3 separate regions of the Mus musculus genome follow, and regions 1 and 2 are each linked to region 3. A link is a loop called in an ENCODE intact Hi-C map of the cell type or tissue named here. Cell type or tissue: heart. All regions are shown on one strand.

The links. Peaks named below come from ENCODE experiments on the same cell type or tissue, not always from the same donor. Only the 100,000 strongest peaks of a DNase experiment are listed, where the experiment ranks them.
Region 1: a loop joins it to region 3, with 7 times the contacts of the local background. A loop is called at or near these places in 4 of 42 quality-filtered maps.
Region 2: a loop joins it to region 3, with 1.9 times the contacts of the local background. A loop is called at or near these places in 3 of 42 quality-filtered maps.

What each region holds. Positions count from the first base shown.
Region 1 is chr7:92,664,294-92,672,293 of GRCm38, forward strand. It overlaps Pcf11 (PCF11 cleavage and polyadenylation factor subunit), which reads right to left and starts at 5,619. Exons shown (of 16, transcript NM_029078.3): 1 at 5,136-5,619; 2 at 1,447-1,572. The coding sequence starts at 5,327. In heart, a CTCF peak has its summit at 4,437; DNase peaks (open chromatin) are centred at 4,628, 4,848 and 5,768; H3K4me3 peaks cover 4,122 bases; H3K27ac peaks cover 2,619 bases.
Region 2 is chr7:92,824,399-92,832,398 of GRCm38, forward strand. Rab30 (RAB30, member RAS oncogene family) reads left to right here. Exons shown (of 5, transcript NM_029494.2): 4 at 5,128-5,311. Among named protein-coding and RNA genes, the nearest start is that of Ddias, 46 kb to the right of the region's middle. In heart, a CTCF peak has its summit at 3,870; no DNase peak of the experiment used is centred here.
Region 3 is chr7:92,556,240-92,564,239 of GRCm38, forward strand. Ccdc90b (coiled-coil domain containing 90B) reads left to right here and starts at 4,910. Exons shown (of 9, transcript NM_025515.3): 1 at 4,910-5,396. The coding sequence starts at 5,297. In heart, CTCF peaks have their summits at 4,797 and 5,587; DNase peaks (open chromatin) are centred at 4,932 and 5,232; H3K4me3 peaks cover 1,963 bases; H3K27ac peaks cover 2,039 bases.

The sequences.
Region 1 (8,000 bases), 110 kb after region 3:
CTAAAGTTAACAAAATTAGTTCTCAAAGAAATCAGGAAAGTGGTTATCTAATAGACTTAAGCAAGCAACCAGGCAACTTTTTATCTTCTTAAAAGCACAAGTCTCCACATTTTAGGGCTCCTACTAAACTCACTGAATGAAAACATAAAGCCAGAAATTGGTTTACCTGATGGTTAATGTTTTTTAAAGTTACTTGCTAGTAGTATACAGTTAGAAAGGGAAAATTATCTTAACAACCAAATGCAATACACTATGACTATTATCTTTGAACTACTACTTTGGGTACAAAAGATATCCTCATAATTTTAATACACAAAATACTAGGCAAGAATGGGCATTATATATCTTGCCTGTTCACACTGTAATGTATATAAGGAGATTTTTTAGAAAACAGAAAAATACAGTAATTAGTAAGACAGGTTTTTTTTAACTTTAGCCCTATATCTATATTCATGTTGTTAGAGAATATATTTACAAGGTCACTTTTATGAACTATAATAAAACTAGATTCAGTAAGATACCAAAACCCCAAATAACTGGAACATACTGAAATTTAAACCAGGTTAAGTTCCCCTAAATTAATTATTACAAAGTAGGCTGTCCTTAGCCTCCAGTGATTAGTACTTAGCAAAGATCAAATATTCATACCACTGACACTTTTTAGTATCTGAAATATAGCTTCCCAAACTATTCCTCTATATACTATTTCTTTTCTACCTACTTAAATAACCCTACTACCCAATTCTACCATTCAGACACCTGGTACTTTCTATAACAAGTTTTAAAATATAGCATCAACTACATTGTTAGGAATCTTTAAAATATATATCTTCAAGGGCCCTACTGCTCAGTGTGAATTACTTCAGAAAACACCTCCTGCTAACCAAACAACCAGTTACAATGTCACAATGGAATGTACAATTTCTAGCTATGAACACTAACAAGCATTTCTCTCAAGCACTAAAGAGGAATTAAAGTATTTACAGAATAACTTAAAGCAATTAACTGGTCCAACATTCACACATCCCTGAAACTTTAACACTTTAACAAGGTAGCAACTCTAAAGGACATTTTGGGGAAAAGACTTAATAGGAACCAGGGAGGCTCAGGCTTCATACTCCCTAACACTATTTAAACTACAAGACTAGGCACCCTGGAAGCTAGCTTTTTGTCCATATTCTACAAATAACTTCACATAACCAAAACATTTCAAAAACACACAATTATAATTAAGGTATATTCAAATCTTGAATGGATTAAACAGTATCCATTTTAATATTCTAACATAAAAAACTAGCATTTGCCACTTTCCTTGAAAAGGCACTTTACAGTAAATGTCCAAAACAATGAAACATTCCACCACCCAAGAAAACCCAACACAAGACCAGTATTTATTTAATCTGGAACACATTTAAAATTTTTTCAAATGTTTCTAAATATATATACCTTTTCAAACACACAAATAAATGTTGCAACTAGATTTTTAGTAAAGGCAGTGAGATATTCTCTTCCAACATTTTTCACGATAGAATCCATAAGGTACATAACTGGAAGCTTCTCTGAGGAAGGAGCCTGAAGTATAAAAAAAGAAACTGAGAAGTTTAGTATAGTGAAGTACCACAAAAAAAAAAATTAACTTTCAAAGTGGTTTTAAGCCTACAATACAGACCTCTAGCTTTGTTGGTACAAAATGCTTTTGATGTTAACTTTATAAGCCTTTAAAGTTTTCAAAAGTACTTGTCTCTTAAAATGTTTTAGTTGTGCATAAAAAAAAAAAAAAAAAAAAAACTCAGAACTATCAAGAGGAAAAACCATTATCTCTACTTAACATAAATTTGTGTGTACTTGGTAGTGTTCAAAGTGGCAATAAAAGGAGAGGGAAAAATATTTTCTGTAATCCAAGTGTCAGCTTGGGGATCTGTGTTTATGTTGTACCTTGAATCAACCAAATACTCTGATAGATGCCCTGGTTTCACTGGATAATTTTATATGTTAAAGTCTATAACGCTTTGTTGTTACCTATAAAATCAAGATTACTTTTCTACAATCCAAATAATGAACTTAAACACACTTCACATACGAAGTCAACGGCAAGACGTTTAAACCTTGCACACAAACATGCAGAAGTGCAAGCTTGTTACTGATACAAGAAAAACTGGATAGAGGAGCCGCTGAGTCATGTAAGTCAGGTTCAACTGGACTGGAAACCTGGATGTCCTGAAGATTTTCTTCACAGCATGGACTGTCGTCGAAAGAGTTCTCCTCTTACATGCACAAACCAAGGAGTCTAAATTTGTGCTGAGCCAGTGTGGTGATGCTGATAAAGGTAGCAGCCCTTCCAGGGTAAGGTTGCCCCAGTTGAACTGCAGAGCCTACCCACCACTGGCTTTTACAGCAAGGAACAGCAAGCTTCCAGAAAGCATCAGCAGGTTCACAGACTTGTTGAGGAGCACTAACACACATGCCATACAAGCTGTTAACTGACTCCACAGGAGTACCCAGGATTTAAGGACACAAAACTTAGGTGAACCCCCAATTACCCACCCCATGTGTACATGAATCTAACTAAACACTTACCCAGAGCTACCTGTAGCTAGGGCAAGCTCACACTTCTGGGGTATGCAATGCCATACTTCATAAAGCAAATTGCCCTAACAAGTGTGTGGAAATGCTCTTGCTTCTGTTATCACCCTTACAACCGAAGTTGACTAAAGAAATGTTTGAGTAATTCTGTATAAAAAAAAAAAAACTTATGTGCTAGTAAAGGGTTCACAAAGCCACTGTGTGGGGGCAAACTATTAAGTACCAACATGTCAAATGTTTTTTTGCTGTGTCTTCACCTTATGTCTTGTTTTATACCATTTAAGAAATCATTGCACTTAAATAGGCTCTTTTACCACCACAATCTGTTCAATAGGCTACTGTTTTATTGTACAAGTGAAGTCCTTCCATGTAATATCCCTTTTCCTACTGTTATGAGAAGACTGAAATTAGGTGTGAGTCCATTAGTTTAGTATTGCTGAGATGCTAAAGAGTAAGGACACAAACATATACTCCCAGAAGCATTAAACCAAGCCAGTTGCTACCAAGTAATGTCGAGCCCTCCCCTCACCCCGGCCCAGGTTACGAGTCTTTCCCCACAGGGGCTTTTACATCTGCCACTTAGTCTGGCTTTACAAAAATAACCAGGAAACATGTGCTCAAAAACTTTGAACTGACTTGAAAAAGTAGTCCACCTATTTTCACCACTTTGTGTAACAAAACACACAAATACATAATGCATAAAGTTTTCAGTTCTCCAAGGTCTTGTAGGTCCATTTTAAAACCAGCAAGAAGCTGTCTCCTTTGAATGCAATCTGAGCTGCTAAATATTAAGTGCTGTGAATACCAAAACCCAAAATATAGTATGAAAACTTTTGTTCTTATAAATCCAAGTGCTGTTCTTTTTTTAAAGGTATTTAATGTTAAGTCTTCAACAAGGAAAAAAAAGGTATATTTTCTCTGCCAACATGTATGTAGTTATCAACAAAAAGTTGGGTATGAGGAGCACTTCCTTCTTAAACCTCATACTACTTTTAAAAACCAGCTGCTTCACAGGCATTCGACAGGAAAAGGTGAAGACTTGTTTTAGCTGTCAAAAATGAACACGATAAATTTGCTGGGCCCTTAAAGAAAAAAAAAAAACCTTTTCCCCCTCTTTAAATTAAGATTTGAAAGGACCACGTGAAACCGTGTATCTTGTGAACTGATTTACCCAAAAGAGTGGATGGACCTAAAGAAGAATGAACCCAAGTCACTTAAAGACTTTTGTTTAAAACACACAACCACAAAAGTAAAAATTCTTGGAAACAGATTCTACACCTTACAAAGGTAAATAAAAAAGACAAATACATATTTTATATGTTTTATTCACAAATTTTATAATACCAGTCACACATTTCAAAACCATTTATTAGAGTCAGACCACTCAGTTGTACACTAGACAGAAACCGTCTCTAAACAACATATTGGTGGTTGTTGTTAAAGTGGCCTTTTAAAAGGGGTTCACTCTGCTAAAAGGAGGCTCATCCTGATAATTGCAATCACTAACAACTAGAGAAAAAAAACTAAACCTTAAGTACAAGCTTGAAAAGTAACTTAAAACGTATTAATTGGGAAACGGTTAAGACTCAATATAAACTAAGTTTAACAGTAACTTTACTTAAATAACATATCGCTCCCACATGAATCCACAGAAGAGCAAGACCAGAGGGAAAACAGAAGGTAGCAAAGGACCACTTCGCTCAAGGGGTGAAGAAAAGCAAGCCTTCACTATCAGGGAAGGGAGAAAACGAGAATAGGAAAAGGAGGGACTGAATTTTTCAAAGAAACTTCCAAGTATTTGTTACCCACTGGGCCAATTCTCCACCTACAGGTTGGATAAGACCTCCCCCACACACCCAAACCCCATCCTCAGCCCAATTTTCCTACCATTGGGGCAAAATCAGACCCTCCGAGAGGAGAATAAAAGTTTGATCCAACAGCCCCCACCCCAAAATGGGGCTGACGGGTGAGAGCAGCTGCCTGGCTGGCAGGGAATGGGTTCTCTCCTCTCTTCCCTTTCGCATCATGTGCTTTGCAGGCGCCATGTTGAGCTAACAGGCCGCTGCTCCACTCGGGGCCAATTCCCTATACCCAACCCACCGACAGCTCGCTCCCAGGTCCCCCTTCACCTCCTTCCAACCCACAGAGCACAATTCCCCAAAAAGGACACTGAGGGAAAGCCCCTCCCCACCTTCCCAAGGGCTTAAGATGGTTTGTTTTTTAACTCTTTCGCTCCCCAAACACCAACTGCCTCTAAGTATTTCCCCCATCCGAAAGGCTGTCCCCGATGCGTGGAGCGTGGGGACGTAGTCAGAGGTGGCCTAAATAGGGAGTTGGTAAGCGGAAATGGGGCTCCACCCTGCATCCTCCCCGCTCCCTCCCGAAAGAGGCCCACGCTCCCAGCCGGGGCCAAAGACCAAGCCCGAGTCGGGGGTGGGGGGTTGGAGAGGAGGAACTCCGTCCCCCTTCGGATGGAAGCGAGACCTGGGATGAGGCTGACACTAAAATCAAGGAGTATTAGAAGAATAGGAGGCTGCGGGGTGTATAAAAACCTTGGCGGTTTGGGCCTCGATGAGAGAGACGATCTCCTTGGCGAAGGGCAGGTTCTCCTCGGCTAGAATGGTCAGCATATTGATGTGCGGTTTGCTATTGAAGGTCAGGTCTTCCAGCGACGACTGATAATCCCGACAGGCGTCCTCCCGGGCCCCCGCAGCCCCGGCCTCCGCCGGCGTCTGCTCTGACATTGCGCCGCGGCCCCCCTCCGAGGTCCGCCGCCGCCGAAGCTGAAGCCGCTCGACACCCCGCCTCCCTTCCGACGCCTCGGCCTCGCTCCCCGGGTCTCCGGCGGCTGCGGCTTCACCACATGCTGACCACGGAGGGGGGATGGGGGACGACCCAGGGGGAACCTCGGGGAAGAAACGCCGCAGCCTCACGGGGAATCTCCGTCCGCTTCCAGCCGCCGCCGGGGCTTCTTTCTCCACAGACACAAAATGGCGGCGGCAGTGGCGGCTCCAGCTCCGAAAATGTCTGTGTTCCCAACCGCTGCGTCGTGCGAAATGAACTAGGGGAGGGGAAATGTGCGGTAAGGGGCGGGGCCGTTGGAAACACCAGGCGGGATTGGCTGGCCCGCGCGTGTCACAGGCCCCGCCCCCGGCCCTTCCGCAATACGTCCAAGCACCGCCTTCTTCCTCGGTCGAGTCTCGGCTTTCGCAACACCTCCGGCTCGGAGACGCGGTGCAAAGGACGGTCGGCTCTCATTGGCCAATTCGTAAGGGACTGTTCGGTCATTTGTTACCATAACAACCCATCCAGGGAAGCCAGTAGAGGACGGAGGCTCCAGAGGACCGGCCCAACCAGTTTATGAAAGCTGCACCAGGCCCCTTCCTATGCACTCCTCCAACCACTGGGCGACTCCATCAACCATCCTCCTCCCGCTTGCCTCCTGGGTGCGGGCGGGGGTTGGCATGAGCTGGAAGAGCGAAAGCCTCCAGTCAAGGCCAGTCGCCCCGTCTCAGGTGCTCCCGGGAGCCTGGGCGGGGCTCGCTGAGCCAGCTGTCCCTCAGGCATTAAGGCGGAGACGCCTGCCCTACCCGGAATCCAGACTGGAGTAACTCCTGCTAACTGCCACACTCATAAAAGCACCTAGACAGGCTTGCAGGAGTTGAGTCCCCAGGAAAATGCTTTTATTAGGAGGTGCTATGTGAGAAAAGCTTTCCCAGAGGAGCTGGAGATCTTTTGAAGAAGTCACATTTCTGGAAGGGTATTCACAATAACCTAATAGCACTCACCTCTTCAATCTGCTACATTTCCAAATGGCCTTAGAATAAATACAATATCTGAGCCATACTTGATGGCTCAGGCCTTGAACCTCAGCCCTCAGGAGGCAGAGGAAGGTGGATCTCTTGGAGTCGAGACCTGTCAAGTCTAAATGTCAAGTTCCAGTCCAGCCAGGGCTACTTAACGAGTCCCTATCTCAAAAAAACATAACACTTAATCCCAGCACTAAAGAGACAGAACGGAGATCACTGATTTCAAGGACAGCCTGATCTACAGAGTGAGTTCCAGGACAGCCAAGGCTACGTACAGAGACCTTGTTTAAAAAAAAAAAAATACATCTGAGATATATGGAAAAATACCTTAGATTTCTATAATCTGGTTTTTAAGATACACAAAACAAATAGTTTGTCAGAGCCTTAGTGAACTATGAAGCACAGTGGAGGGATAGTTCGCACACACACATACACACACAAACTGATGACACGTCCACTCCATGCTATGGTTAAAGGGAAGGCTTTTATTGTAGATATAAAGAAAGAACTGCCATGGCATCTGGAGAATCCAGAGCAGAGAAAAAGATAAACCGAACACGACCATCAGACCATGGCCATGGATGTCTTTGAGAGAAGGGAGAATAGCGGCGGATAGACGACAAAGATGGTAAGAGAAGGAAAAGCAGAGCAGAGGAAGAGAAAAAAAAAAAAAAACCAGCAAGAATAGCAGGGTTATAAAGAATGAGGAGCTGGCAGAATGGAAGCCTGTGGGCTGGAGGGAGGTTAGGGTACCTGAGGAGGAGAAAAGGGCTAGGATGCTAGCATGCACTTTGAAGACTGTAACAGGTATTTGTGGTACCAGGGAGCCTGAATGCCAGCATTTGTGTGCTTTGATATCCTGATAGGCACCAACGTAACCACATATGTCTTTTGGACAGAGGGGAATTGGTTTCACAAGTTCCTGAGGAGTGCTGACTTTTATATAACTGCCAGAAATCCTCCTACAATCCAGACTGAGCCCATTTCTGGATATTTAAACTGCCTTTTGGAGTTTGAGGAGTTGGGGTTTCCTTTGAATGTGAAAATTTGGGGATGGTTTGGTTTGGTTTGAGAAAGTGTCTCACTGTGTCCCTGGCTAACCTGGAACTCTCTGGGTAGAGTAAGCTAGCCTCAAACTCACAGCATTTTGCCTGCCTCTGCTGGGATTAAAGGCTTGTAACACAGTGCCCAGTACTACTTTTAGATTTTGTTTTTTAAAAAATAATTCCTCAGTTTGGTAGATATATTCATATTCTCTCTCTTGTCCTCATTCTCTTTCCCTCTCCCTCTCCCATGCCTCCCTCCTCCCTCCCTCCTCTCTATCTCTTCAATACTGGACATCAAATCCAGGGTGGCATACATCCGGGCAAGTATATTACTGCCAAGCTACATCTTTAATAAGTCCATATCATATCTTTTTTCAGTTTCCAAATCCGATTCTTTTTTTTAATTAGGTATTTTCCTCATTTACATTTCCAATGCTATCCCAAAAGTCCCCCATACCATCCCCCCCACTCCCCTACCCACCCACTCCCACTTCTTGGCCCTGGCATTCCCCTGTACTGAGGCATATACAGTTTGCACAACCAATGGACCTCTCTTTCCACT
Region 2 (8,000 bases), 270 kb after region 3:
TCTGATCCCCACATTTTGCTGTAGGTAATTTAGTCACATATTAAAATTATCCTTTCTCCCACTGTACCTTTATGTTAGAACTCTAAATGTCTAAGAAAAGACCTTTGATCCCTACTTTGCCTTCCACTTGGTGCCTTGGTACTTAGAAGTAGTGTAGTATGTATAGAAACAGGAGTAGTGTGTTCATTGAATATGTATCGTAAGTCAGTGCCTCTGATAGATCCTTTTACCTATGTTACCATTGCCACTCTAATTCTTAGTATGATCTCTGGGAAGTAGATGGTATTGTCCTGATTGTATACGCTTCAGAGGTTACTTAATTAACTTATTTAACCAGGGCTGTTGTCTGGAAGGGAGAGGAACAGGATATGAACCTCACTTGCTGACCTCTAGTCTTCTAACTCCGTGAGGTCACCTGTGGGATAAGAGGATAAGGAAGGCACAATAGGCTCAATACCTCGTATCAAGAAAATGAGGAAGGTGATGACTGGAAGAGGTATGAAGTGAAGAGCTAGAGAGAAGGCTTAGAGACTGAGTGCATACTTCTCTTATATATGACTTGAGTTTTGTTTCCAGCACCCATTTAGGGATGCTTATACTGTCTGACAATTTATTCTGGCCTATACTCACAGGTACTTATACTTACCTTCATATCCATCTACACACACACACACACACACACACACACACACACACACAAAATTTAAAAAATACAAAGAGAAATTAAACTGCATGAAAGGAGGTAAGAATACTGATGTTTCGTACTGCCACTCACTTTCTGAAACTTCTTGTTCAGATCTTCAGAGTCAAGTCCCATGGAAAGTTCTAGTCAGGAGCATCAAAGGATACTGGTACTAGAATGGTAGTTAAGTCTCGACCTAAGCATCCCACATTTGGTTTGTGTTCTTTGCATCCTTCTCCCATTTGATTGTTCCTTCACATCTTATGCGTGCCTTGGGAAGGGTAGAGATGCTTCCTGGCATTCTTTCAGCAGTTCATAGATAGCATCACACACAAGGGCTGACATGTGGCTCCTCTCATGTCCAGATGAGAGACAGGAACCTTCTTTTTCTCTTTTGCCTTGACTCTTTAAAATAGTTCCTTACTAGAGAGACATCTATACTAAGTATAGTGGTGAAGAGAAAGCTGGGATACTGGAAGCTAAAAGCAGGCTCTAAAATCTACATAAATGCCAACCAGAAGGTCAGAAACCTATACGAAATGAAGAAGACGAGCTAGGGTCCAGGGACAGGAGACAGGAGACAGGAGCAGGCTGAAGAGATTCTGACAGAAAGAACCTTTTGTAGTTTTCTTTTATTCTAGAGAAGGTAGTTGCCAACCTAAGGAATCAGGAAAGGATAACCACTTTTTCATGAGTTTCCTTCCCAGATATAAATTGCTATTTGCATATGTACTTGTGCATTCATTTGTTTGACTTGAAATGTTGGTGCCTGGGCTGGAGAGATGGCTCAGTGGTTAAAACTGTTCTTCCAGAGGTCCTGAGTTCAGATCCCAGCAAACTCATGGTGGCTCACAACCGTCTGTATCCGATGTCCTCTTCTGGTGTATCTGAAGACAGCTACAGTATACTCATAAACATAAAGAAATAGTTCTAAAAAAAAAAGCAAGAAAGGAAATGTTGGTGCCTACCATGGACTTGGCTTGTGCCATGAACAAGGGAAAATCAGGAATGGTCTTACGGTTACACCACGGGCTCTTTTCCATTCATGACTGTCAAGCTTAGGCATTCTGTTTATTTTATTTTCAAAACCAATGGCTTCACTTTTTAAATCTTTATTTGTATTAACTTGTATCTCTGTGTCTATGCATGTGTTTGAGCATGAGCTTGGCATGCATGTGAAGGCTGAAGAACAAGTTAGAAGAGTTCTCTATTTCCACCATGTGGAGTCTGCGGATCAAACTTGGCCCTTCCCCACTGGGGCATTTTGTTAGCCCTGATCTCATTTTTTAAGTGCTTATTACATGACTAAAATTCCATCTTCTTTGTCATTGGATTCCACCATAAGACCACAAGCTCTCCAAGAGCAGGCGTTTCTGCTTACTCATGTTTATATTCACAGCTCAGTCGCTGCCATTGACAGCTCTTTAGACTTCTAACATCTCATAAGAAATGAGTAGGCTAGTCCAGGTCAAGTTGCCTGTGGTTTATTTCTAACCTACCATGTTGAATGACTTATAAAAACAAAAGAAAACTGTGCATAAGGAAATAAGATGTAGCATGATGGTCTTCAGCCTCACCCACTGGCTTTCAGTCTATCACAAATTAATGAGTAACAAATACAAATGTAAGGTTAGCTTAATTTTTTTTAAAAGCTAGAGGGATTTTTTTGGTGTTCCTACTTGTTTACTTACTTTATGTGTGAGTGCTCTATCTGCATGTACACCTGCCTGTCAGAAAAGGGCATCAGATCCTATTACAGATGGTTGTAAGCCACAATGTATTTGCTAGGAATTGAATTCAGGCCCTCTGGAAGAGTAGCCATGCTCTTAACTGCTGAGCCGTCTCTCCATCCCCAGCCTACTTTTTAACACCTTAGCCTGATTATAATAGAGGAGGTTTTTGTTGTTGTCTTTGTTTGTTTTTTTGAGACAGAATTTCTTTGTGTAGCCCTTTGTTGTCCTGGAACTAGCTTTGTTGACCAGGCTGGCCTTGAACTCACAGAGATCTGCCTGCCTCTGCCTGCCTCTGCCTGCCCAGTGATGAGCCCATCTCACATGTTTATTCTTTTGATGATTTGTTTGCCCAGCTTGTGTTACAGTTGATGCTTAGTGCAGAGCTCCATGGTAGGTGAAGCACCACTAATCTTTGGAACTCACTAATACCCAGCTCTGATAACATTTTGTTTGAGATCTTTCAAACTCCACTCATCTAAGAATAGATAATCAATTCCTCCTTTGTGATCCCACAATCCTACGTTCATCTTGTTAACCGTCATTCAACTGTGCTCACAACATACTGTGTTAGGAAGGAAGCAGAGGTATGGAGTCAGAGAGACAACCTTGGTCCTTAAAGAACTCTGTCCGCTAAAGAGGACAGCCTGGCAAACTACTGACCAGGCATTGCTGTGACAGGAAAGCAAGAGCAGTGCAGTAAGAGGGCAGGTGAGCAGTGTAGTGCCCTGTGCTGTAGGTGAGAGTGGCAAGGGGATGCCCCGCTGCAGTGTTGCGAGGACGCATTGACAAAGGAGAGACTACAGTTTTTAGACACTCTGCTTCCTCTTTGAGAGGACATTGCTAATTAGTTGGAGATTTGGGTTCTTTGTAGACCATGACCTCTTAGATCAAGGGTTGTGTTTTATTCATCTTCTATCTGGTACCCTACAAAGGATGAAAAGAGACAAATGGATTATGGAGAAAGGTGATGAAACTAATTTGAGCAATAGATAATCATTTCTCAGGCTAGACACAGGCAGTCCTCTATGAGAAGGTGGCAAATATCTTGGCAAGGCCATACAGTATCTATTTTAGAAAATATTTTGATGTTTAAAGCAGTTCCTAAGACGTTACAGTCATGGTCACAGTGTTTTCTAATGACTGACAGTATCTAAATCTGGTCAAAGGAGTTGCAGAGGCTGAATGGGGCTTTAAAACAATAGCCTACTATTCTAAGGCACATCTTGGCAGAAGAGGACCATGGCCCGACTTTGAGGCAGAGAAGAGAAATAGCTTTTGTTCCAGCACAAACTGTCATGTGTATGTTTGGATTTAGCACACACAGACTTCATTTTATATTATCAAAGAGTTGCTGCAACTTCAAATCAAAGGAGAATATGTGTGCCGGCTTGCAACGTGGGCTACTGGTCACTACTCAGTGTCTTCAGCTAAGTTGTTATGGGGCTAGAGTGACACCAAGTGACTGCTAGATGTAGATGTCCATTTAATGAGCATGCAATGGCAAAACCAACAGGGAGGGCATGCCAGACTGAGTTCTGACATGGAAACAGAAGACATGGAGTCTGATGTCCAGCTTTGTAGGTACACGGGTAGAAGAAACAATTATTATTAAACTTGCCTACTTCACTCACTGGGAAGGGGTAAAGGACAATTAAGACCATCAGTGTAAGACGAACATCTGCTTTTTGTTCCAGGCGCACAGTTTGTGGTGAGTAAAACAGGTGACTCTTCCTGTTACGAAACTTTAAATCAAATAGGCCAGACAGGCATTAATCAAATTATTTCAAGTTTGTGATTAAGATATGCCAGTTGGAGAAATGATACAACATACTGCCAGGGAGACTGGGGGCAGATGTGGGGGGTGGGGAGAGGTTCTAGAAGGCCTTACCTGAGAAATTAGTATGGAGGTTAATTTACCTGTGACCTATGGAGTTTATAGTTAGGAGGAAAGCTCTTGGTGATATTCTTATCTCCCCAAACTCTGCTCTATAGTTAGAGTTGTATCTAGAGAAGAGGCCTCTGTGACCTAAAGTCATAGAGCTTAGGTGTGTGGAGGAGGGGCATGGCTCTAATAGTACCATTTCTATTTCCATTAACAGTGATAGTGTCTTGATATGGTCATTAGAATTTTAAACTGGGAAAGCTGGAAGTTGAGGAGGTTATATTTTTGTTCTCTTGCTTGCTGACTGAAGTGCCAATGCCCACAAAACAACAGCTTGCTCTCTATTGCAATGTTTGTGTACCCAGCTTATGGGCAAGAACGCAGAGTCCATAGTGAGTGTCGAATTGTCTGAGACATTGATCAAGTGACTAGATCTCACGGTGCTTTAGTTTACTGATGAGGGAAGTGTAGTATAATAATACTTACCTTATTGGGTTATTGTGAAGACTGAATTATTACATATAAAATGAAAAGAATAGAGCTTGGAATATAATAATGAACAACAGACCTTGGTTTGGTGTTTTGAGAATAAAAAAGTCTTAAGCAAGCAAGCAAGCAAGCAAGCAAACAAACAACCAAACAAACAAAAAAAACGGAAGAGATAAAGCTCTTTCCCCAAACTTAGAAACACTTGACAGCAAACAGTACTTTTCAGGGCAGAAACCAACCATGAAATTGTTTGTGTGATATTCTCATTTCTGAGCTCTAGCAAGGCCGTGCTCTTTGGTTTTGTGCTTTTCCAAGCTGAACCCTGTATTATGCCTCTGCAGTTACAGATCTGGGACACCGCAGGTCAAGAGAGATTTCGCTCCATCACTCAAAGTTACTATCGAAGCGCCAATGCCTTGATCCTTACCTATGACATCACCTGTGAGGAATCCTTCCGCTGCCTTCCTGAGTGGTTGCGGGAGATAGAACAGTATGCTAGCAATAAAGTCATCACTGTGTTAGTAGGTAAGTAAGGGCTAATGAGGAAGGAAATTGATTTGAGTGCATCAGAAAATTTATGATAATTTATTACTAATGTGTTGGTACCTTCCAAGAATATAGTATAGTTCCTGAGTTGTAGTCAACATTCAGTTATAGAACTGAGAACCTGAAATTAGTTCTATACGATAGTGATGATTTAGGAAAATAAACATATTGCTGACTTTCCTATCAGTGTGGGTGTAATAGAAGATCGTGTAAAAATAAAAGAAATCTTTGAAGTTGATGAGGAATTCATATTGAAGCAGGGTTTCTTGTTTGTTTGTTTGTTGTTTCTTTTTTAGCTTACTTTGGTGAATGTTTTTCTTCTTACTTTATGCTGACTTCAGACATCCCTCCTGTGTTTCGGAAATCCATGAAGGGAAATGCTGCAGTTTGTTTCATCCTGTAGGAGGAGGGAGTCTATTTAATGTGGGAGAAACCCAGAAAAATAACCCTTGATTTTCTATGGTGACAAATGCAATCATTAAGATGGAATCACAGGGCCTGGGGGATAACTGAGTTGGTGAAGTGCTTGCTGCACAAGCATGGGTACCCACGTTAGATCCTTAGTACCCAGGGAAAAGACCTTGGTGTGCTGGCCTTTGCTTGTAATCTCACAGAAGGCTGAATAGGCACACCCCTGAGCATTGGTGGGCAGCCTAATCATGGAGTCCCAGGCCTTATTGAAAGACTGTTACAAAACCCAAAAACACAACTAAGGTGGAATGCATCTGAAGAACAAGTTTGACCTTTGGTCTTCAGGTACATGTTTGTGTGCACACGCACACATACATGCGATTGCTATAAAATGGATCATATAATTATAAGCTCTTCTGGTTGTGATGAAAAAGCGGCATCAACTACCTACTTGTTAAAATATTTTCTCCCTGGGAAGGAATTCTGCTGTCATGACTTGAATTTTAGAAATATAGAAAACTACAGAAAGCATCCTTAAGTTACAAATTATGGCTATCAGCAAGCTGAGCAAATGTTTTTTTTTTTCTTTTACTGAAAATTGATTTTTTTCCCACATAATATATTTTGATTATAGTTTTTCCTCCCTCTACTCTTCCAAGTTCATACCATTTCTGTCTCTCATTAGTAAAATAAACAGTCTTCTACAAAATAATGAGATAAAACAAAAACTCACACATTGGTGTTTGACAAGACAAGCAGAAGGAAAACTCCCAAGAGGAGGCACAAGAATAAGAAATGCAGTCTTTTGCACACTCAGAAATCCTATAACGGGGCTGAAGAGATGGTTCAGTGATTAAGAGCACTGGCTGCTCTCTCAGAGGTCCTGAGTTCAATTCCCAGCAACCATGTGGTAGCTCACAACCATCTGTAATGGGATCTGATGCCCTTTTCTGGCCTGCAGGTATACATGTAGATAGAAGACTCATATACATAAAACAAATAAATCTCTAAAAAAAAGAAATCCTGTAAAATCACTAAATTAGAAGCTATAATATATATGCAGAAGACCTAGTGAAGAGCTGTATAGGGCCTGTGTATACTACTTCAGTCTGTGAGTTCATATTTGCCTTGATCATATTAATTTAGAGTGCTGTGTTTTCTTGGTGTCCTCTGGCTCTTACCCTCCTTTCTACAGGGTTTCCTGAGCCTTGAGGGGAGGGATTTGATGGGGACATCCTGTTTAGGGCTGAGTGTTCCAAGGTCTCTCACTCTGCATAATGTCTTGTTGTGATCTCTGTATTTGTTCCCATCTGCTGCAGGAGGGAGCTTCTCTGATTATAGCTGAGCAAGGTCCTGATATGATCTATGAGTGTAGCAGATTGTTATTAAGAGTAATTTTATTGCTACGTTTTTATTTCCTTTAAACAACAGTAGTATTTGGTTTTACCTTAGGTCTCCGGGCTATCCATTCTCTGGTTCTTGGACTCCCAAGTAGTGTTGGTATGAGTGCAATCTTGTTGAGTGGGCCTTAAGTCAAATCAGTTATTAGTTGGTTACTTCCACAAGCTTTGTGCTACTATTGCCCTAGTATATCCTGTAGGCAGGACAGCATTGTAGATCTAAGACTTTGTGGCTAGCTTGGTGTTCACATTCTCTTTTGGTAGTGTACAGAAAGACATCAACCAGTGTACCAAAGACACTAACTAGACCACAGGGATGAATGCTCAATGTAGGCACCAGCTTGACTTCTCTATGCTTAGTGAGTTGTATAGGTATTGTCTTCTGCAATGGGGCCTTGCTGTCAGTTTGTGGAGAGCAACCTATAGTCTTGGCAAAAACCAAGGTTGTTTGGGGGATCCTATGGGGTCCCTTTGGCCAACAACTCAAGGAGATGTAACGCAATCCCAGTAATGGAAACTTCATTTACTAACAAGAGATGATCAGTTGGGGACTCTTCTTCTCTCTTTGGAGATTTCATTTAGATTGCCTTCACTTCTGTTTATGTCTTAGGAAGCTTCTTCGTGTTAATTTTCCATACTACCCCTCAGTTGGCCCTTAATTTTAGCTGTCTCTCCTCATAACCATTTCTGCTATTTAAACTGTCCCCTCTAAACCCTTACTTTATATCTAACTTCTGCGACTCTTTAAATTGTAGCTTGGTTATCACTGACTTAATACCTAATATCCCCATGTAAGTGAATGCATAAACATATTTGCTTTTTTTGGATTTGGGATATCTCACTTAGAATGACTTTTT
Region 3 (8,000 bases):
TGTTGGGTCCTGTTTGTATAGTCAATTAGTCTATGTCTTTTTATTGGGGAATTGAGTCCATTGATGTTAAGAGAAATTAAAGTAATTGTTGCTTCCTGTTATTTTTGTCGTTAAAGTTGGGATTCTGTGCTTTCAGCTGTCTTCTTTTAGGTTTGTTGAAGGATTACTTTCTTGCTTTTTCTAGGTTGTAGTTTCCATCCTTATGTTGGAGTTTTTCCTTTATTATCCTTTGAAGGGCTGGATTCGTGGAAAGATATTGTGTGAATTTGATTTTGTCATGGAATGCTTTGGTTTCTCCATCTATGGTAATTGAGAGTCTGCCTGGGTATAGTAGCCTGGGCTGGCATTTGTGTTCTCTTAGTGTCTGTATAACATCTGTCCAGGATCTTCTGGCTTTCATAGTCTCTGGTGAGAAGTCTGGTGTAATTCTAATAGGCTTGCCTTTATATGTTACTTGACCTTTTCCCCTTATTGCTTTTACTATTCCATCTGTATTTAGGGCATTTGTTGTTCTGATTAATATGTGTCCGGAGGAATTTCTTTTCTGGTCCAGTCTATTTGGAGTTCTGTAGGCTTCTTGTATGTTCATGGGCATCTCTTTCTTTAGGTTTGGGAAGTTTTCTTCTATAATTTTGTTGAAGATATTTGCTGACCCTTTTAGTTGAAAATCTTCATTCTCATCTACTCCTATTATCCATAGGGGTGGTCTTCTCATTGTGTCCTGGATTTCCTGGATGTTTTGAGTTAGGATCTTTTTGGATTTTGCATTTTCTTTGATTGTTGTGTCCATGACACACCTGAGATTCTCTCTTCCATCTCTTGTATTCTGTTGCTGATGCTCACATCTATGGTTCCTGATTTCTTCCTTAGGGTTTCTATCTCCAGAGTTGTCTCCCTTTGGGTTTGGTTTTTTGTTGTTGTTGTTTGGTTTTTGGTTTGTTTGTTTGTTTGTTTGTTTGTTTCAACTTCACTTTTTAGATCTTGGATGGTTTTGTTCAATTCCATCACCTGTTTGGTTGTGTTTTCCTGTAATTCTTTAAGGGATTTTTATGTTTCCTCTTTAAGGACTTCTACCTGTTTAGCAGTGTTTTCCCGTAATTCTTTAAGGACTTCTACCTGTTTAGCAGTGTTCTCCTGTATTTTTTAAATGAGTTATTAATGCCCTTCTTAAAATCTTCTACCACCATCATGAGATATGATTTTAAATCCGAGTCTTGCTTTTTGGGCATGTTGAGGTATCCAGGACTCGCCGTGGTGGGCGTACTGGGTTCTCATGATGCCCAGTGGTCTTGTTTTTTGTTAGTAAGATTCTTACATTTGTCTTTCGCCATCTGGTAATCTCTGGTGTTAATGTTCTAGCTGTCTCTGGCTGGAGCTTGATCCTCCTGTGATTCTGTTATCCTCTGTCAGTACTCCTGGGAGTCCAACTCTGTCCTGAGTCCCAGTGGTCAGAGCACTCTCTGCAGGCAAGCTCTCCTCTTGCAGGGCAGGTGTCCAGAATTCTGGAGCTCTGATCCACCTCCTGAGTCCTGGGGTCAGAGCCCTCCCTTGTAGGCCGACTCTCATCTGGCAAGGAAGGTGCCCAGGGATCTGAGTCTCAGCTCTGCCTCCCGGCTGGCTAGGGATGAAGGCCCAAAGGGACCCTGTCCAAGAAGCTCTGTTGCTTCTGTCGCCCACGTGCTCTCCAGTGATCACGAGGTCCTGGGTGTGCTAGGGGTCCTGCGGCATGGAGAGTCCTCTGAGGACCTTGGTGCCCTCTGCCAGGTTCACACAGAAGATGGCGGGACTGGCCCCGACTGGAACCCCTGTGGTCAGGTGGGGTTCCTTTGTCCCCGTTCCTACTGGCACAAGACCCTCCATGATTCTTTGGAGCTGATGTTGCGTTCCACTCACTTGTCATCCCAAGGTCCTGGGTGTGCTAGGGGTCCTGTGGTGTGTGCTGTGTGTCTTGATCAGAAACCTTCCCATGTTTTCCACATATGCGATCAAATGTTTAAACATGCTATGTCATTGTAGAGATGAGCCTGGACGCCCACCAAAGAAACCAGCAAGTATCTTTGCCTTCTGCTGGGTATTTATCACCGTGGCCCTGAATCAGCACTATTCCTCTCCCACTCACTAATGAGGTAATTTAGCACAAATTACTTGAAAACTGGAAAAGTAGTAATGGCTTTATTATATATGCGGTTGGCAAAAAATAGTACTTCTCTAAACTTGATGAGCACAAAAGTAAAAAGTAATAAAAGTGGTCTTTCATGATGATAAAATGGCACTCATTGCCTCTGCTAAGCTGCCAGCCTTTCAGTTATGGACAAACTAGCCTACTTCAGAGAAGCTGCATTTCCAATGCCCAGGCCACTTCACACCAGTGGCACAGGAAATGATGCTTTTGCCCGCATTGGTGAATACTCCTGGGAAGAGACTTAAATGGACTCTTAACTTATTGTGGCTCAAAAACTTTCAAAATTTCTTGAGTCTGCTGTATGAAACTCAAAATCTTTACTCATTCATTTTTCACCTCTATTTTCTCTAATTCTACCCAGTGTCCATGTATTCCTTTGCCCCATCTAAAGGTTTCTTTACCAAATTATGATCACTCACAGATTCATTTAATGCATATTTTTCAAAGGCTTGTTATGGGCCAGGCACCATGCTAAGCACTAGAGACTATAGCAATAGATGTGGTTACCACCCTCCTGAAGGACATAGATAAGCTCGTGACAGGAAAAGGTTGTGTTCTTAACTAAAGCACCAAATGTGCACATGGCATAAAGGCTTAATAAGGAGGCATTTCAACTGGGATCTGACTTTTATGAAGAAGTTGATCTAATACATTAGAAAATTTTCTCCAAGCTTCAAAAGCATTGTATGCAAAGGCCACAAATAAGAACGGGATTAATAACTTGTGCCTGCTCACTCTAACCCTCTCTTTGGGTCCTATTATCTCTGCTTACTAGAAATCCTTGAAAACATGTTTGAATCCTACTTCTCCCATCTTTTCTAAATTCTTTTATTAGTGTACATTCACTGTACACATGATGGGTTTAGTAATGGCATTCCTTTTCAAAAGTATAATGACTTTATGCTTGTTTAGTCCCCATTACCTGCTCCTGCTACTCTCCCCTTTCTCTTTCCTAATAGTCCCTCCCCTTCTATTTTATGCCTTACATATACACACCGCTAGATTGCACATATGAGGAAACACACGGGATGTTTGTATTTGTGTATCTGCCTTACTTTGCTTAATATGATACTCTCCCGTTCCCCCACTCCCACCCCAATGTCATGAATTTGATTTCCTTTTTTAAAAAATTATGTATATGAGTACACTGTAGCTGTGTTCAGACACACCAGAAAAGAGCATCGGATCCCATTACAAACGGTTGTGAGCCACCATGTGGTTTCTGGGAACTGAACTCAGGACCTCTGGAAGAGTAGTCAATGCTCTTAATGGCTGAGCCACCTCTCCTGCCCTTGATTTTCTTTATAACTAAATAAAACTCCATTGTACACATAATAATTCTTATTCATTTGTTGATGGGCACCTAGGCTTTCTCTATAGCTTGGCTATTGCAAATATGGCCAACATCCCACTCTCAGCTGGACTAGAAGATTAATTGTTTAAAAACTTACATGATACTAAGATATTACTGTTTCCTTATTCTCTACCTTCTCCTGTTTTTCTATTACAAGTTCTTGTGAAAAAATATAAAAGCAAAATTCTGGGCCTTTAGGCCCAGGCTTGGGAATGTGACTCAATGCTCCAAGGTATGCTAGTCATAAAACAGACATTCCTCTACCCACCGCTTCCTGGGTTCAAAGAGTGTTCATTCAAAGAAAGTTACCCTGACCCCCCCCCCCTGACCATTGCTGGAACCCGCTATGCAAATGTGCCATTGTTAGGGGCTCTTAGAAACTGTCTTGAGAGATAACCCGAACAATTACCAGGTATTCCTTGTGACTCTTGTGACTTTGCACTTCCTTTTGACTCTTAACTGGTATCTTTGGTATTTTCCAACAATGCCTTCCCCACTTCCTTGAGTTGTGGTTTCTTCCTTTAAATACCCCCTTACCCAGCTACTTGGGGCGCCAGGGACCTCTACCCCTGCGTGGTGTATTACTGTGGTCCCGAGAGCACTCTTGAATTAAAAGTCCTCTTGCAGTTTGCAGCAAGACCGTTTCTCATGCGTGATTTGGGGTGTCGCCTCTCCTGAGTCAGAACGTGGGGGAGTCCTCATGTTGTGGGTCTTTCACTTGGAGAGCAGAAATCCTTATAATCCCCACATAGCCTGGGAAAAAAATCCTGTACAGTAAGAACTTAAATTGTTGTTGGAATTCTTTCTTTGTTCTTCGAATTATTAATCTTTAAACCTAGCTGGCATTCAGATATTTCTGAAAATGAAATTGGAAAATATTTTAAAGTCTAGAGTGCTTCGCTTGAATACCAGGGACCCACCTGGCAGCCCAGGAGAACTGTCTCTCCTGTCTCTGTCCCTAGTACCCACGACAGAATCATTTTAATTTCCTTCTATGTGTAATCTACTAAAGTGCTTGCTGGTGGGAACCAAGTTTTGTTTTTAATGAGCTTCAGTGCTTGAAATGGTGGCTGGTGGGTAGCTGATTCCCACAAAGTTGCAATCTGGGTAAGCGACAGACTAGTTAGTACATTGCTTTCAAGGTTTTACCAGGTGGGGCAATGACTTTGGTAACTGAAGTTGGAGAATGTTAAATCATGAACAATGCCGACCCAGGAAATGGAGAATTTTCGTTTCCCTGAAGAAAAGGCCTAAAACAGTTGGTCCTCCAGTGCACCAGAGGGCCAAGCAGAGAGACGCGAAACTGCAAGTGTGTGATACGCTTTGGACTTCCACGGGCACTGGTCGATGCTACAACGCGGTCTCATCCCCACAATCCTCAGCAGCAAGGACTGCGGGTCCCATGATGCTATGCTGCTACGCTGGATTCGGTCTGGGAAGCTTGCTGCGGGACTAACTCGCCGCCCGCAAATGGGCGCCAGAAGGTTCTCCAAGACCCCGCTTTCTTAGGGCGGTAAAGGCGGGAAGAGATGGGAAAAGGGCGATGTGCTAGGGGGATAAGCTCTGAGTCGTGTTAAGTGTGGCTCTGTGAAGAGGCCTAGCTTTGTAGAAGAAAAACCTCTCAAGTAGGTGCTTTGGTGACAGACCGGAAACTACATTTCCCAGCATCCTGATGGTGAGAGGACTTCATTGTCCGAAAGCCTCAGCGAAAATCAACGCGTATTCCGCTTCCCCTTGCTGACCTGCGGGGCTCCGAGACTATGAGGAGCCGCTGGATTTGGCGGTTCCTGCGCCCTGACGGCGGCGGAATCCGCTGGACTTCAACTCCTCATGGGCGTCTGTCACCCGCCCTGCGGAGAGGTGAGACGAAGACTCGCTCAGGGAGAAGGTTCGGGCGGGTGTGCCCGCTCAGGCGTCCGCGAGAGTGACACACCCCCTGCAGGGCCCCGCCCACCCGCGCAGAGCCACCCGCGAGCTCCGGGGATGGTGGGTCTTGGGCGTTCCAGACAGGGTCTGGCTGGAGGGCTTCCTTCCTCCTAGACCCAGCCCCTGCGGACCTGCGCCTCCTCTCGGCTTGAGTTGGTGGGGGCGCGGGGCGGGGTTCCGTCTCCATTTATGAACTCTTAGGTAGTTTGCGGGTGTTCTGATTTACAAATCACATAGTAGGGTTTTGTTTTGTTTTTTAAGTGTCCTGGAACCTATGCGTTTCCAAACACTTTGTTAGTCTGTATATCCTGGAGAATATCTTACTTTACTCTGAGAACTATTTCCAAGGCTTTTTTTTATACTTGTGCTTTTCAGTTTTTCCGCCGTAAAAGGCATCCCAACCTCCACATTTCGTTCTTCCTGGATCTGTGTATGATGATAAACTGAGTTATTCAGTACCCAAAAACACTTCTCCGCCCTCCACACTTGTGTGGTTTTGTTGTTTGCCACTGTTTTGTTTTCACCCTGTTATTTAATTGTATTTGTTCCGCTGACTTTCAATCAAGGCTGCCCTTGCAAGGCTACTGTTTAGCTGCTAGAATTAGTCACATCTTTGAATCCATATTTAGGTAGTTATTATAAATACACATTCTGGTGGACTTTTCAGAAAAGGGTGGCGAGGTGGGTCCACTGGTAGAAACTTGTGCTGCACACAAGCATAACAACACAAAGTTGAACCCCCAGCCACTTCCAGGTTCAATAAAAGCTGCCCTATCAAAGACTTAGGAAGGGCATGACAGAGCAGGATACAAAGACCTCCTCTGTTCTCTCCTTAGGTATGTGTGCCCTCACACACAAAGGGGTAGCATTGTTTTGAATCTGATGAAATAATTCAAATCTCAACTTATCTGTGTACTTTTACCAAAAATATAACACCCCAGAAAAATGTTAATATTTTGGTACAATTTTCAAGTTATTCCACTTGAAGTCTGGTTACTCTTGAGGAAATCTTGTCTCCCCTTAAAATTAGTGCATGGTTTGTGTCCCTGTTCAGTGTAACAAGTATTTACTGCTTACTATAGACAAATGTCAATAGTCTAGCAAATTTGAAAGTTGGTCCTTATCCCATGGAAATACCACAGTATAGTTATTTTCAAGTAGATGGTGAGATGCAGAGGAAGCCGTGATTTGTCTACGTTTTTGTCGATGGTGCTGCAGTCTTCATTTGTTACTATCCACACTTAGCAGTACATCAGAAACACTACAGATGATTGATTCTTCTAAGTACAGATTGCCAAGCCTTATGACCAGAAGTACTGAATCAGTCCTCAGGTGGAGAGGAAGCATTTTTGTTAGTTCATTTAATTTGCCAAGATTCTCTGAAGCAACATATACATTATGCCACTAGACTATAATGTAAGAATATGTTCTTTGGAGTTGTTAGTTTGAAATGAGTTTCACTGTGTAATCTTAGCTGTCCTTGAGCTGAAGAGCGGGCTGGCCTTGAACTCACAGAGATCCACCTGTCTCCACCTCCCGAGTGTTGGGATTAAAGGCATGTACCACCACCTACTCCCTGAGAATATATGCTTTAATTCTTTGAATTTTTATAGAAAAATAACAAGCTGGTACCAGGCGAGATAAGTCTGCAGGCAGAGGTATTATTGCCAAGCCTGATGAGCTGGGTTTGGTCCTGGGACTCATGTGATGGAAGAAGAGAGCCAAGTCCTGAAAGCTGACCTCTGACCTCCACACATACTTCTACATGCACACACCCACATACATACATCCACATACAAATATACAAATAAGAAAACTTACCAGTTATGTCTTTGAAGTGGTTCAGTTCTAAAAACGGCCAATAAATTAATAATTAGATTTAGTGAACTCTATTTTATATGCCTTTTTAAAAAGTAAATTTTGGCCTTTTCCAAAAGAGTCATTTTCTACAAGATAGTCCAGAGATCTATAGTAGAAATTTTGTAAATTGTTAAGTCTTTTAATTTTGAATTTGCTATCTCACTGTAAACATACAAGATTAGTTTGAAAAAATTAAAATGATGTATGTAGGGTTTTGTATAGATGTCAAATGTACTCTTGTTTTGTTTTTCAAAAAAGGGTTTCTCTGTATAACCCTGGCTGTCCTGGAACTTGGCTCTGTCACCTAAGCTGGCCTCAAACACTCAGAGATCTGACTGCCTCTCTGCTGGGATGAAAGGCATGTACCACCACTGCCTGGTATCAAATAGACTCTTAAGGAGTGCTTATGAATCAAATTGCTCATGTCACAATCAGACCAGTGATAATAGCTTATTGAGAATATTCAAAAGCCTTTCAGAGAAATGAAACAGATACTTTCCCCACTCAAAGTCCTGGTGCCAGAGACTTATCAACGCCCACATCAGAGAAATAAAGTCACATAAAGAAATGGGATGGAGAGATGGCTCAGCAGTTAAGGACACTTTTAGAAGACCTGACTTTGGTTCCCAGCATCCATCTCAGGCAGCACTTGTAAATGCCTGTAACTCCAGCTCCAGG